Regions from separate parts of the Homo sapiens genome. Here regions 1 and 2 are each linked to region 3. A link is a contact called in ENCODE Hi-C or POLR2A ChIA-PET data. All regions are on one chromosome and are shown on one strand. The core of a region is the stretch at or near the end of the contact, and the rest is flanking DNA. Distances in the headings are between cores, read along the strand shown. Region 1 overlaps SP100 (SP100 nuclear antigen). Region 2 overlaps SP100 (SP100 nuclear antigen). Region 3 has its middle 57 kb from the start of LINC01907.

Evidence for each region. Hi-C counts contacts between places; a loop is a spot of excess contacts on that map. ChIA-PET counts read pairs that join two places held with the same protein, here RNA polymerase II (POLR2A). Pooled maps may share reads with other maps.
Region 1: a loop to region 3 is called in a pooled map, with 2.0 times the contacts of the local background. The contact joins two enhancer-like sites. A Hi-C loop is called at or near these places in 2 of 50 pooled maps. POLR2A ChIA-PET finds 5 or more read pairs at or near these places in 3 of 52 experiments (CD4-positive, alpha-beta T cell, activated CD4-positive, alpha-beta T cell and activated naive CD8-positive, alpha-beta T cell).
Region 2: a pooled map shows a loop between it and region 3 (2.0-fold over the local background). The contact joins two enhancer-like sites. A Hi-C loop is called at or near these places in 1 of 168 maps with a recorded cell type or tissue (GM12878), 1 of 37 single-sample maps with no recorded cell type and 7 of 50 pooled maps.

Annotation. Positions count from the first base shown.
Region 1 is chr2:230,502,927-230,507,388 of GRCh38, reverse strand. SP100 (SP100 nuclear antigen) reads right to left here. Exons shown (of 29, transcript NM_001080391.2): 20 at 4,279-4,323; 21 at 3,099-3,203; 22 at 944-1,086. The region is part of intron 2 of LOC101928816 (a long non-coding RNA gene); the gene reads left to right. It also overlaps the pseudogene RN7SL834P. Among named protein-coding and RNA genes, the nearest start is that of SP100, 89 kb to the right of the region's middle. RefSeq lists an enhancer at 2,102-2,271. Within about 2 kb of position 2,073, at least 2 of the 41 ENCODE cell types and tissues checked have a DNase peak (open chromatin) inside an H3K27ac peak, as active enhancers do.
Region 2 is chr2:230,446,049-230,450,571 of GRCh38, reverse strand. It overlaps SP100 (SP100 nuclear antigen), which reads right to left. Exons shown (of 29, transcript NM_001080391.2): 5 at 3,670-3,753; 6 at 1,422-1,484; 7 at 862-1,011; 8 at 317-400. All of the region lies in intron 3 of LOC101928816 (a long non-coding RNA gene), which reads left to right. Among named protein-coding and RNA genes, the nearest start is that of SP100, 32 kb to the right of the region's middle. RefSeq lists an enhancer at 2,363-2,632. Within about 2 kb of position 2,656, at least 7 of the 41 ENCODE cell types and tissues checked have a DNase peak (open chromatin) inside an H3K27ac peak, as active enhancers do; they include GM12878, where a contact is called at or near this core.
Region 3 is chr2:230,641,014-230,645,534 of GRCh38, reverse strand. No RefSeq gene overlaps it. Among named protein-coding and RNA genes, the nearest start is that of LINC01907, 57 kb to the left of the region's middle. RefSeq lists an enhancer at 903-1,072. Within about 2 kb of position 1,879, at least 14 of the 41 ENCODE cell types and tissues checked have a DNase peak (open chromatin) inside an H3K27ac peak, as active enhancers do; they include GM12878, where a contact is called at or near this core.

The sequences.
Region 1 (4,462 bases), core at 824-3,323, 140 kb after region 3:
TTAGAGATGGGGTCTTGCTGTGTTGCTCAGGCTGGAGTGCAGTGCAGTGCCTATCGACAGGTGCAAACCTACTACTGATCAGCAGGAAAGTATTGACCTGCTCTGTTTCCAACCTGGACTGGTTTACCCCTCCTTAGGCAATCTGGTGGTCCCCTATGTTGATGCTGAACTTAGCATGGATATCTCATTGGCATAGTACACTAAGCCCAGGACCCCTGGGCTCAAGTGACCCTCCTGCTTCTGTCTTCTGAGTAACTGGGACTACAGACATGTGCAACTGTGCCTGGCAGATTTTTTTTTTAATTGTTAGAGTGGCATGAGGAAGGACTGTCTGTGGGCGTGCAACAGAAAGCACTGTATTTGGAGTCTAAAGACACAGGTTCATCTGCAGCAAAGACCCTGTGCCTGCTTTGTAACATCAAGGGGTTCATATGAGAAGCAATGTTACTTTAAAATGCAATTTATTTATATTCTCTTACAAGAATAAATTTGAGGTGGCCTATTCAAAGAAATCTTGTTGAAATATTTTGTAATCCAGGAACTACATATATATATGTTAAATATGTGTGTGTGTGTGTGTGTGTGTGTGTGTGTGTGTGTGTGTGTATTTAACATTTACCTCCCCCGAAAATTTAAGACCTCCCCTCCAACTTAAGTTACTTTCATGTGACCAAATTGCACAGTTTATTAATGGCAGAGTCAAGGCCACAATTTACTGTCCAACCTTCAAAAGGGTAAGAAATAAAGTACTTAGAGGATTAAGCTGTAATATAAGCCAGCCAACGTAATGTTCAGGTGAGAACGTTAGTAATAACATATGCATGGAGACCTGGGCAGAGGAAGTCATGATGAATTTCTGGGCACTGAGAAATTCTGCTAAAGCTTGGTGTTAGTGAAGCATGACAGCTAAATCCTTGGTTTCAGCCATCTGTCACTAGAATACCTCCATCAGGACTTTCAGGGTATATCCACCGCAGCGTATACTTAGCTTCCAGTTCTTGGATGCTCCGCGGTCTCCTTCAATTTCAAATTCCCTGGGAGTGAACCACTTTTTATCCTCACTCTGTATACACTTCTTTGAGGTTCCTGTAAGACCAAGGCAAAGTGAGCTCCCCAACTGTGAAAACACCTGAACTTGGCCTCCCCCCATGCTGGGGTCTGGGGCCACCCACTTTGGGCTTAGGATCGTAGCAGTAAAGTCTGAATTTTCCTGTCAGATATCAGGGGCTTCATACCCAGCCTGAAGGAACAGAGATGAAGGGTTCTCTCTGTCATGTGTGTACATTTCTTTGACCATCATGCAATGAGAAGAAATATTACTACCAACATTTACCTTTTCAACGTATTTTGCTATATTCCAAAGGTGGGGGTGGGTGCAAAGAATGGCCCTAAAGAATGAGCAGAATTCTTCCTCCTCCCTTCTCTGAGACCTGATATAGAGTCAGCCTGAATTTCAGAGAGGTGGATGAAGGCATAAAGCCCTCTACCATGCTCTTGGGTCCCCAAGTGGCCATGTGGAAGCTGTTACTACAGCCACATCTGCCTTGTCTTGTACCATGTTGTACATGTGGTACAATCAATTATGTTTCATATTTTGAACTCATGGCTATTTTATATTAAAAGTAATTATGGAAATGTTATATAGTGGGAGAAGTTAAATTATGCTTATGCAACATAGTCATGGGGCAAACATTTATATTTGTTGGTGCTCAAAGAACTATGTTGTGGGGAGGTGTCAACCATGACAGATGAACATTAGTTCTGTAATTTAACAATTGTAACTTGCAAAGTATTTTATGTCTGTTTTTTTATTTTTTTCTCATAATAATACAGTGAGGCAAGTTATATTATTGTTCTGATTTTGTAGAGAAGGAAGTTCAAGGTTAGAGAGACCGAGCACCTGGCTGTAGATGAATCAGACACTCTTGGTATAGCTGAAACTTGAATGCAGGTCTTCTGATTCTAAACCCTGTGATCTTACCATTTAGCAGAAGGCTAAACAGATGTTATGGGAAATGGGGCGTGAAAGTTACTGCTGAGATTCTCAGATGTGTACATTTTCCACCCAAGTACTGAGGTGCTTGCCCTTGTAGTGGGTGCTAGTTGGATGTCTTGTGGGCCTTTCACATAGGGTAAGAGGAGATGGCCTCATAGGTTAATGTTTTATGAATTTTGAAAGTGTGAAAATGTCATTGTTGTGCAAAACAGAGTTAACAGAGTGGGCCTGAGACTTTCCTTAGAGGGCCTATATGCAAGGTTGGCCATTGTCCATATGCAAGTTTGGCCACTGGCATTTAGGAATTTGGATTTTAGGAGAGTTCTATCATTCCCAGAACTCACTGTGGGCTAAACTGTTCATAATAAACAATGTGGATAAACATATTGTTTATCCATAAAGATAAAGCCCTTTAGAGATAAATCCCTCTTATTTATGGTTATAAACAAATGCAATTTATTTATATTCTCTTACAAGAATAAATTTGAGATAGCCTATCCAAAGAAATCTTGTTAAAATGTTGTGTAATCTGGGAACTACCGATCCTGATGTATTATTTTCAGACATATGTAAATAAATTGCATTTATCTATAACCATAAATGAAGAAGAGGGCTCACTGTGCCTAAACTGTTTGCGCAAATGATATGGTTTATGCTGAACACCCGCTTTCCTTCTGGGAATCTGGAATTTTGGTATGTGCTAGGCAGAGGGCACCTATGTGACTGGTAAAAACCCTGGACTCCTAAACTCAGGCTGGTTTCCCTGGTAGACAACATTTTACATGTGTTGTCACAATTTGTTGCTGCAGTAATTAAATGAGTCCTGCATGACTCCACTGGGAGAGGACTCCTGGAAGCTTGCTTTTGGTTGTCTCTGAATTTCACCCCATGTGCATTTTCCCTATGGTATGTTTTGCATGCTTCTCTCATAAACCCTAGCTGTAAATGTGATGATGTCCCAAGTCCTAGGAAAGCTCCTAGCAAATCTTCAAGCCTGGGGCTGGTTTTGCAGAACCTCAAAGGCAAGTGTCTACTCCTAAACAGTATGCTATCTGTGTGGATATTTTCCAGCTGAAAATCGTAGATGGACCAGTAAACTCACCTTGTTTGAATCGCTCCTTATATAGAGTGCCCTTCACCTCACCACAGGTCACAGGAAGTTCAGATTGTTTAAAATTAATATTTTCATCTTTGGGAATTCTTGGACCTGCAAGGAAGCATTTTTTTTTCCATTCCATCTACTTTTACAACTGTGCATTGTCCCTCCCCACCTGTCTTGAGAGCTTTCTTTTATAATTCAAAATGTATTGGAGGTATTTCCCCCATGAATCAGTTACATTTCAAAGTCCTTCTTTCATGGCACATTAGATAGCTGTAGATACTGTTGTCCTCCATTCCACCCTCTAAAATATGACACAACATCCTGGCATGTGGTAGGATCTCAACTTTCAAGCTGGTTGGTCATATCCACCTATCACACAATGATTTTCCTCCTGATGTTTTGAAGGGAGATTTCCACTCATATTGCTTTGATGTTGTGTTAAAACAAACTCTCAAATTTTAGCCTCATCTCCCCATTCCAGGCATTGACTGAGGGGACAGAGGGCAGGATGGCAGAGTGGCACCTAATGGGGCACCTTTCGGGGTGGCATCTGTCTCCCTCTTTGCCAACTGCTTTGCTTCACTTTTTCACTTGAGCTTTCTCCGACGCTAAAAGGGAAGCTTGGTGTGGGGGGTTCTAGAAGAAACTGCACATTGAGAGAGGAGGGATAAAGAGAGATTGACGAAGCATTCAGATATACAGTTAGATAGAAGAAATAAAACCTGGTGTTTTCAATAGATCAATAGGGTGATTATAGTTAACATGAATTGATTATACATCTCAAAATAGCTAAAAGAGAATAATCTGAATGTTCCTGGCATCAAAAAAGGTAAATATTTAAAGTGATGGATATCCCAATAACTCTGATTTGATTATACGAAAGTATCAAATTGTCACATGTACCCCCAAGTATTTCTATCTATTACGTATTAATCAATCAATCAACAAAAAAGAACGTGCACATTGCTCAGGGAACCCTGCATGAGGGGTTGACTGGGACACTGGGGATCTGATTCCACTGAAGCAGGTATTGAGGGTCTTAAAATGAACTGCTGGTCAACGTTAAGGCTCCAGTACTAGCTCCATATGCCAATTAAGAAAACTGACTTGTTACTCACAGTACAGAATATTAAATATTAAATGTTTAATTATGAAAAACATATCGATCACTTCTATTTACCTCTTTTTCTTCTTCTTTTCAAAGGTCTAGTGTTGGCTTTTCTTCCTGAGAAAGTTGAAAAACAACATAAATGTCTCTTTACATTGCAAATAGTAGTGTTTTACAAAACCACCATTCAAATGCAACTTTTCAGGATCCTGTCTAGAACTTAAAGAAAAATATCAGGAGTCGGGAACTTTTTTTG
Region 2 (4,523 bases), core at 1,407-3,906, 200 kb after region 3:
TAAGAGATCTTTTATACAACACGATTAATATAGTTAATAATGTATTCTTAAAAATTACTGAGAGAATAGGTTTTGTGTTATCACCACAAAAATGATAAGTACGTGAGGTAATATTTATGCTAATTAGCTCTAATTAGCCTTTTCACAATGTGTACATATTTCAAAACAACATGTAATGATAAATACATCCAGCTTTTAATCTGGTAATTTTAAAAAGTGGTTACGATGGTAAAACAACAACCAACCAACCAACCAACCAAATGTATAGCATCTGAATAAGAAAGGAAAGAAAATAGGCAAGGTAAGCAATAATTACTTTCTTCATCACAGGGCAACGGGCAGGGCATCTCCCTTCCAGCATCCCCATTATTCACTTGGACAGCAATTTGTTCGCAGGACTCTGGAGATAAACGAGATCACAGCTGAGATCCAGTAGAGCCTTGCTCTGTCCTGTTTCCATTTGGTTAGACCTCACCCTGCTTCTCCTTTCTTCTCCTGTTTCTACTTATACCCCTGTCTGCATATATTGCTGCGTGAAGGTGTTCGTGCTTCATTGATTCCTGTCCAATCTCTCTCTTACTTTCTCCTTTTGCCTTTTGTTTGTCTCTCTTCTTTGGTGAGACTCTGCAACTCTTCCCCTTTCTCTCTCAGTTTTTTGCTTCTAGCTTTCTTCCTCCAGGTCTTTGTCATCAGTATGTCAGTGTATCAGGCTCATCTGTATAACAGGCCCCCTCTGTGTCTATGTGATTTTCCCCTGCTTGTTAAACAGGTGTCTCCTTGTATTGTGCATTAGACTCTTCCTCTGCCACCAGCCAGGGCCCCTTGGCTCCTCCCCATTCATGCCAACCCAGTCAGTCTTACCTGTTGGCTCAGCCTTTTGAGCACATTGTTCATTTGTTTGTTGGCTTCCTAGCGAATCATCTTTGTCACTGGTTGTATCTTTTCTCTTTGCATTTATCTGTTCTGTTTCACAGGGGTGCTCTGAGAGTCCATTTTCAGGTGGGGTTGTACCTAAACCATGGTTTGATTCACAGGTATTTTATTTGCCCTCTGCTGCCTGTCACTCCCCTCCAACCACTACAGCACGGGCCACTGATGGACGTAAGGTCAAGGCACCAAGGCAACAGCCAGATTCAAGCAGATGCAGGCAGAAAATGGTGAAGCAGGCACATGGGTAAAACGACCAGGCTCAGCGGCAGCAGGAACCAGCAGCAAGTGTGATTAAGGGGTGTGGGAGGAAGAAACCCTCCTAGGCAACCTAGAGGATAAGGACTTGTTATTTAAATCCCAGAAATGGAAAAACTGTAGATGTAAAACCTGAAAATTCTGGACAATCATTAACACAAAGAGGCAACCCCACAGCACATTCCAGAAAGGGGCAAGAATAGCAGAGGCTCAAAGAGTAGTAAACAGGAACAAACCAGCATGAGATGGGGAACCCGAAGGTGGCCAAGTCAGGCTTCGAAAAGAGTTTTCACCAGTTCCTGGCAGGAAGAAATTAGAAGTTTATTTCAGAAATCGAGGTATGGATTTTGCCATTCTCCCCTAATCCCTTTTTGGTCTCTGTAACGTAGGAGTTAAAGACCCCTTCTAGGTCTCAATGCAAAGGCCACCTGGAGCTGGCAGATGCTACCTAATTACTGAAGTCAGACTCCAGCCTTGAGAGTAGGGGACTGGGTCAGCTGCACCCCTGGATGACAGGGGCCTTGGCCAGACAACTCTGCTGCGTGTCCTCTGTGAGACACTCTGGTAAGTGATGATGGCAGAGTGATCCTGCCTTTGTCCCCAGAGCTACCCTGCCCAGGGCCCTTAGCTCAGTTTCTTTGAAGTCCTGGTTGCCTCATGCCCACCCCCTTTCACACAACACCCTCCCTCTCCACATCTGTTCATGCTTTCTCATTGGCTTTTCCATGAGGACTCAGTGTCTGAGTAGCCTCTACTTCCTCCAGCTCTTGGTATTCTTTTTTTCTGGATCTTTTTGTCTGCAAATATTTCCTCATTTTTGTTTCATTTTTCTGTTTTTATTTTTTTAGATTGCCTGGATAGCACAGGGTTAGGAATGCAGGCTCTGGGGTAGAACATCTGGGTTTTTCCTTATTCATCTGACCCTATGTAAACTCCATTTGTGGTATCTCTGGATTTCAGTTACCTTATCTGCAAAATAGGCATATAAGTAATATTAATCTCCAATGGCTGTCATGAGCATTAAACCAACCGCCACAGAGTAGATGTTCAATCAAAGTGAGCTGTTAATGACAAGGTTATTTTTGTTGTCTTTTACCCCTTTTCACGGTTTCATTTCCCTTCCTTTGTCCTCTAGGTACTTACATCCTCTTCCCATGTGCATCACTTCCTTTCTGAGTCTCTCTACATGACCGCCTTTCTCTTTGAATATTCCTGCTCTTGAACAACATCCTCACATTTAAATTTGTCCCCTCTTCTGCCATCACCAAGTTTCTCCCGTGATATAAGAAATATACATTTCAGTCTTAATTCCCTGCTCCTGGCCAGAGCTCCTAAAACCCTAAAACATCTTAAGTCATAACAAGTGAAAAGAGCACTTTCTGTTATTCATAACAACCCCTTTTCGACCACACCTGGGTTTATGTTAATGAGGTAACTTTTGGAAAGCCCCTAAGGATTGGGGTGTGGTTGCCAGGGGAGCTGAACATGAGATTAGAGGGGTGGAACTTTCAGCTCCACCTCTTGACCTCCAGGGAGGGGAGAGGAGGGATGGAGGTTAACTTAATAATCAGGTGCCAATGATTTAATCAATCCAGGCTGTATAATGGAATGTCCATAAAGAACCCTAAGTGACTGGGTTCAGAAATCTTCTGGGTTGGCAAACACATGGAAGTGCCAGGAGAGTCGTGTCCCAGAGAGGGCAGAAGCTCTGTGCCCTTCCCCACGCTTTGCCCTATGCATTTCTTCCACTTGGCTCTTCTTGAGTTGTATCCTTTATAATAAATGTCAAATATAAGTCAACATTTCCATGAGATCTGTGTGATCTACTAGGAAAGTATGAAAGCCAATGAAGGGCTTGCGGGAACCTCCAATTTACAGGCACAGGCCACAACCTGAGACTTGCAACTGGCATCTGAAGTGGGGGGCATTCTTATGGGAATGAGCCCTTAACCTGCGGAGTCCGTGCCAAGTCTGGGCAATTAGTGCCAGAATTCAATTAAATTATAAGATATCAGATGGTATCTACAGAGAATTGGAGAACTGACTGATGTGGGGAGATCACCGACATGTTTGGTGTCAGAAGTGTTGTGAATATGACAGTACAGGTAAAACAGGAGCCTTTCTTTCCCCAGGGGTCTCCTCTTTGATGTTGACCACGGGCCACGGGCTGTGGTTCTTAACCCTTTGCAACTTCACACTGATCCCCTACAGGGACCTTTCTAAATTACAATTACTTCTAGGTAGTCGGCATCTGTAAATCTGGCCTACTGACACGCTTGGTTCTGATTCCCTCATGGTTATTGAGCCAACTATGCCTTGTCATGGCCACTTCTCCAGGACCCTGCACCTGGTTAGAAGCTCATATAACTCTCTCCTTGACTTCTCCATAGTCCTTCCATATGTCTTCCCTGATTCACAATCTCCACTCAGAACCTTGGATCCCTAACCTCTCTTAGAAAAAAGCTTTTATTCTGTCATTTTTACCTTGTTCAAGACTTAGTTGGAGGCCAGACCTCTCCTCCCTCTCTTCTTCTTCACTTTCTTGGAGAGGCAATTTGTCATGGATTACTGAAGAGTGGGAGAGAGAAGAAGCAATTAGAGATCTACAGGGACCAGGGACAATGTCTGGAAATCATGCTTTTAGGAATTTCCAGCCCTTGGGTGACTCAGAGCTCAGAGGGTTCCACATGACCTAAAGTTCTCCCGTCATCCCCTGGGACAGAGAAGAGAAGACCCCAACAGTGAAGGCTTTATTGTCCTACACAAAAAGGAGACATTCAAGATTTAAGGATAAAGGAGTAATGGAAACATTGTGAGCTGTGTTACCCTCAAAATTGTCAGATGGCAGGGTAGGCATATATCAAGTGTAAGGAAGAAACTGGGGAATTCCCTGGGGAGAAGGTCTCAAGTCCTAGAGAGATTCCACTTTTTTATAATCAGCCAGGTGCAGTGGCTCACACCTGTAATCACAGAAAATCAGCCACGTGCAGTGGCTCACACCTGTAATCACAGCACTTTGGGAGGCCGATGCAGGAGGATTGCTTGAGCCCAGGATTTTGAGACCAGCCTGGGCCACATAGCTGGACCTCATCTTTGAAAAGAAAAATAAAATTAGCTGGATGTGGTGTTGCACACCTATGGTCCCAGCTACTCAAGAGGCTGAGGGGGGAGGATCACTAGAGCCCAGGAGGCTGGGGCTGCAGTGAGCTGAGATTATGCCACTGCACTCCAGCCTGGGCAACAGATTGGAACTGTCTCAAAAAACATAAATAAATAAAAAATAAATGAGAAAAACCTCAACATCTTTAAAGATGAGGCTAGAAACAGGAGAATGTTGT
Region 3 (4,521 bases), core at 630-3,129:
CAGTGGTACGATCTCATCTCACTGCTACCCTCTCCTCCTGGGTTCAAGTGATTCTCATGCCTGTGCCTCAGCCTCCTGAGTAGCTGGGATTACAGACACCTACAATCACACCTGGCTAATTTTCATATTTTTAGTAGAGATGGGGTTTTACCATGTTAGCCAGGCTGGTCTCGAATTCCTGATCCCAAGTGATCTGCCTGCCTCGGCCTCCCAAAGTGCTGGGATTACAGGAGTGAGCCACTGCACCTGGCCAGTCTTTCTTTCAAATTTTAGAGACAGGGTCTTGCTGTATCGCCCAGGCTGGAGTACAATAGCTCTTTACAGGCACAGTCATAGAACACTGCAGTCTTGAACTCTTGGCTTCAAGCAATCTTCCTGCCTCAGCCTCTTGAATAGCTCAGATTACAGGTGTGCACCATTGTGCCAGCCAGAAATGATTTTTTTTTTTTTTTTGGAGTCGTGCAATCGTGGCTCATTACAGCCTCAACTTCTGGGGCTCAAGTGATCCTCCCACCTCAGCCTCCTGAGTAGCTGGGATTATAGGCGTGTGCCACCATACCTGGCTAATTTTTAAGATTTTTTTGTAGAGACAAGGTCTCTGTGTTGCCCAGGCTGGTTTTGAACTCCTAGGCTCAAGAAATCTGCCCGCCTCCCAAAGTGCTGGGATTATAGGTGTGAGCCACCATGCATGCTCCAGAAATAAAAAATTTTAAGGAAGTATTATGTAGAACAACCAGGGCTGGGACTGGAATGAGGCAAGAGAGGTATCTAAGACACAAAATTGTGAGGAGGCATTCACTCTCCTCTTCTCTTGCCTCACCCTACTCCTGCACTTGAGAAACTATCAGAAAGGGTAGGGCGCAAGGGCACCATGGCTCATGCCTGTAATCCCGCCACTTTGGGAGGCCGAGGTGGGCAGATCACTTGAGGCTAGGAGTTAGAGACCAGCCTGGCCACGATGGTGAAACTCTGTCTCTGCTAAAAATACAAAAATTAGCTGGGTGTGGTGGTGAGCTCCTGTGGTCCCAGCTACTCGGGAGCCTGAGGTGGGAGGATCACCTGAGCCCAGGGAGGTCAAGGCTGCAGTGAGCCAGGATGGTGTCACTGCACTCTGGCCTTGGTGACAGAGTGAGACCCTGTCTCAAAAAAGAAAAAAAAAAAGAAAAAAGACTGAATTTTACTGTAGGTAGATTACACTTTAATTTTTAAAAAAGGAAAAAACAAAGTAAGGCCCTTGGGCTATTGGAAACTAGCTACCCTGACGTAGATCAGCCAAAGTACCCCAGCTCTATAAGCTCACTTCATGTGAGCTCGAGCCCTGTATGCACTTTGCCCCACTCTTAAAGGCACCATGGGAGGAAACGGAAAGTTCAAGAGGCAGGAAGAAGTCAGAAGAGCCATGTGATGAGTATCTAACTGTATTTAGCTTCAGTTTCAAGATGTGGTGAACATGCAGAAGAGAATGAAAAACTCCCACTGCCTCTTGTCCCCAGGTTTTAGGCAGGAAACTTGATTATGAGTAAAATAATTGAGTGATTGGTTTATTGGATAGACAAGTGACAGGAAACATCCCACCCCCGCTCCCGTGTCCCCTGCCCTCCTGCCCACTCAAACCTGCTGTTTGACATCATCTTGTCTATTTCTGCTGTCTTGGTTTGGGTGTCCCTGGAAACAGACCCTGAGACGTGAACTGGGTATAAATAGTGAGGAAGTAAGATAGGAAAGGGAATGGGCCATTAAAGAGTGAGTTTTCAGACCAGAGGTCACAGCATTATCCCGACTGAGGGGCAGGAAGCTGTGGTACTTACCCAATGACTTCCTGTCCCTCCTTGGTTGAAGACTACTTCCAGGCACTTGACCACTCCAGCACTTCCTGTTTGCCTTGCTCAAGCGTTGAGCACCCTCCCTGGCCAGATAAAAGCTGTTGGGCAGAGGCTCGGGTATTGGCAATACAAGGCCTTCCTGCGTAGGTTGAATGCCCGGGATGTGGGCACAACAGTGCTCACTAGACCTGGTTAAAATCTGGGGATGGCCCACAGTTTTTCCAGGACCTTTTAGTTATAAGAACAGACTCCTTTTAATAATTAAAAAAAGTCTTATCTCTTCTAATATTCAATATTTTATCCTACTAACGCCCTCTACCCTGCTTCAGCTGGGGCCTGTCTTAGTCCAGGAACTGTGGGGAGTGGTCTGATCGCTTTTCTGACTCTCAACCTCTGGTCTCCTTCGCCACCTGTTCTTTTGGTCTCTGCAGGACTAGAGTGGGCAGGGGAAGAGAGGTGAGGGGCAGGAAGGGCTTTGGTTGACCTGCTCTGTTGTAATTTTAAGTGGGAACTCCAGGGAACTGGATGACACCTCCTGCTGCCCAATTGATCACCAATGCAGGGTCCCTGCTTTCTGGTTCATTCCCCTGCTTTACTTGCAGCAAGTTCTCCTGGGCAGAGTCTCTCTCAAGGAGACCTGGCCCAGCTCCTTTCAGCGAGCCCATCTCTGGCCTCTGGGAGATGCACATCCATCCTTGTCCCACCAGGCTCTGGAAGTGCAGGCCCTTTCCACCACCGTCATGTCTCTTCCTGTATTTGCCAAGCAGGGTGAGTTCCAGCCATGGCCTCCAGGCTATAGATTCTTTGGGTGTGGCTTCAGTCCCGAGTCCTTCGTGTCTATCTCTCCAAGGGATTCCTTATTTTTTAATTTTTAAATTTATTTTTATTTTTTGAGATGGAGTCTCGCTCTGTAGCCCAGGCTGGAGTGCAATGGCGTGATCTTGGCTCACTGCAACCTCTACCTCCCGGGTTCAAGTGATTCTCCTGCCTCAGCCTTCCAAGTAGCTGGGATTACAGGCGTGTGCCACCATGCACAGCTGATTTTGTATTTTTAGTAGAGATGGGGTTGCATCATGTTGGTTAGGCTGGTCTCGAACTCCTGACCTCAGGTGATCCACTCGCCTCAGCCTCCTAAAGTGCTGGGATTACAGGCACGAGCCCCTGCAGCCAGCCTCCAGTGGATTCTTTTAAAGCCCCTCACTTGGCTTGAGATGGTACAATCTGCCCTGTGTTGCCAGCTTGTCAGCTGGGAAGCTTTGGGCTGCAAGAATGCCAGATCTCAGTTAAACTGGTTTAACTATAAAGCCTTTGACTGTAAGACATTCAATGTTTCAGGGCAGACTGATCTTGCGGTTTTAAGACATCTCCCATGACCCAGGACCTTTGAGTCTCTCTGCTCTGTTGCCCACCCTGTTGGCTGCATCTGAAGATGGCTGTTGCCAGATGTAATCCAAGCCTTATGCTTTCTGGTTCATGTCTAGTGGCTCACATCCTTCTCGAGGAGCCCTCTGTCCCACTATTCTAAGAGAGAGTGCTGAGAGCCACTCCGATCGGCCCAGTTAAAGATGTGTCCACCTCCAAACCAACGACTTATGGAGGATAAAATAAAAAATGCTGATTGGCTAAGCCATCTCAATGGTTTCCTGTATGCAGAAGGGGTAAACGTACAAACGAAAATTTGGGTATTGTTAGGAAGAGGGGAATGGATGCTGAGTAGACAACTGCATTAGTTTCCTGGGGCTGCCGTAACAAAGTACAGTCATGCATCGCCTAACAACGGATACGTTCTGAGAAATGCATCATGAGATTTCATCATTGTGTGAACATCATAGGTTGTATTTACACTAATCTAGATGGTGTAGCCTACTGCTGGTACCTAGCACACCTAGGCTACATGGTGTAGCCTACTGCTCCCACGCTATGAACCTGGACAGCATGTTACTGTATTGAATACTGCAGGCAATTGTAGCACAATGGTATTTTGTATATCTGTTTTCTTTTGTTTCTTTCTTTTTTTTTTTTTTAGACGGAGTCTCGCTCTGTTGCCCATGCTGTAGGGCAGTGGCGCTACCTCGGCTCACTGCAACCTCCGCCTCCCAGGTTCAAGAGATTCTCCTGCCTCAGTCTCCCGAGTAGCTGGGACTATAGGCATGCACCACCACGCCCAGCTAATTTTTGTGTTTTTAGTAGAGATAGGGTGTCACTGTGTTGGCCAGGATGGTCGTGATCTCTTGACCTCATGATCTGCCCACCTTGGCCTCCCAAAGTGCTGGGATTACAGGGGTGAGCCACCACGCCCGGCCCAATTTTTATTTTTATAGCCTATTTTTACTGTAATTTTCTATGTTTAGATATACAAAATACCACCGGGTGTGGTGGCTCACACCTGTAATCCCAGCACTTTGGGAGGCTGAGGTGGGCGGATCACGAGGGCAGGAGATCCAGACCATCCTGGCTAACATGGTGAAACCCCGTCTCTACTAAAAATACAAAAAATTAGCCGGGCTTGGCAGCAGGCGACTGTAGTCCCAGCTACTTGGGAAGCTGAGGCAGGAGAATCACTTGAACCCGGGAGGCAGAGGTTGCAGTGAGCCAAGATCACATCACTGTACTCCAGCCTGGGGACAGAGTGAGACTCCATCTCAAAATAAATACATAAATAAATAAATAAATAATAAAAATAAAATTTCGTACACCT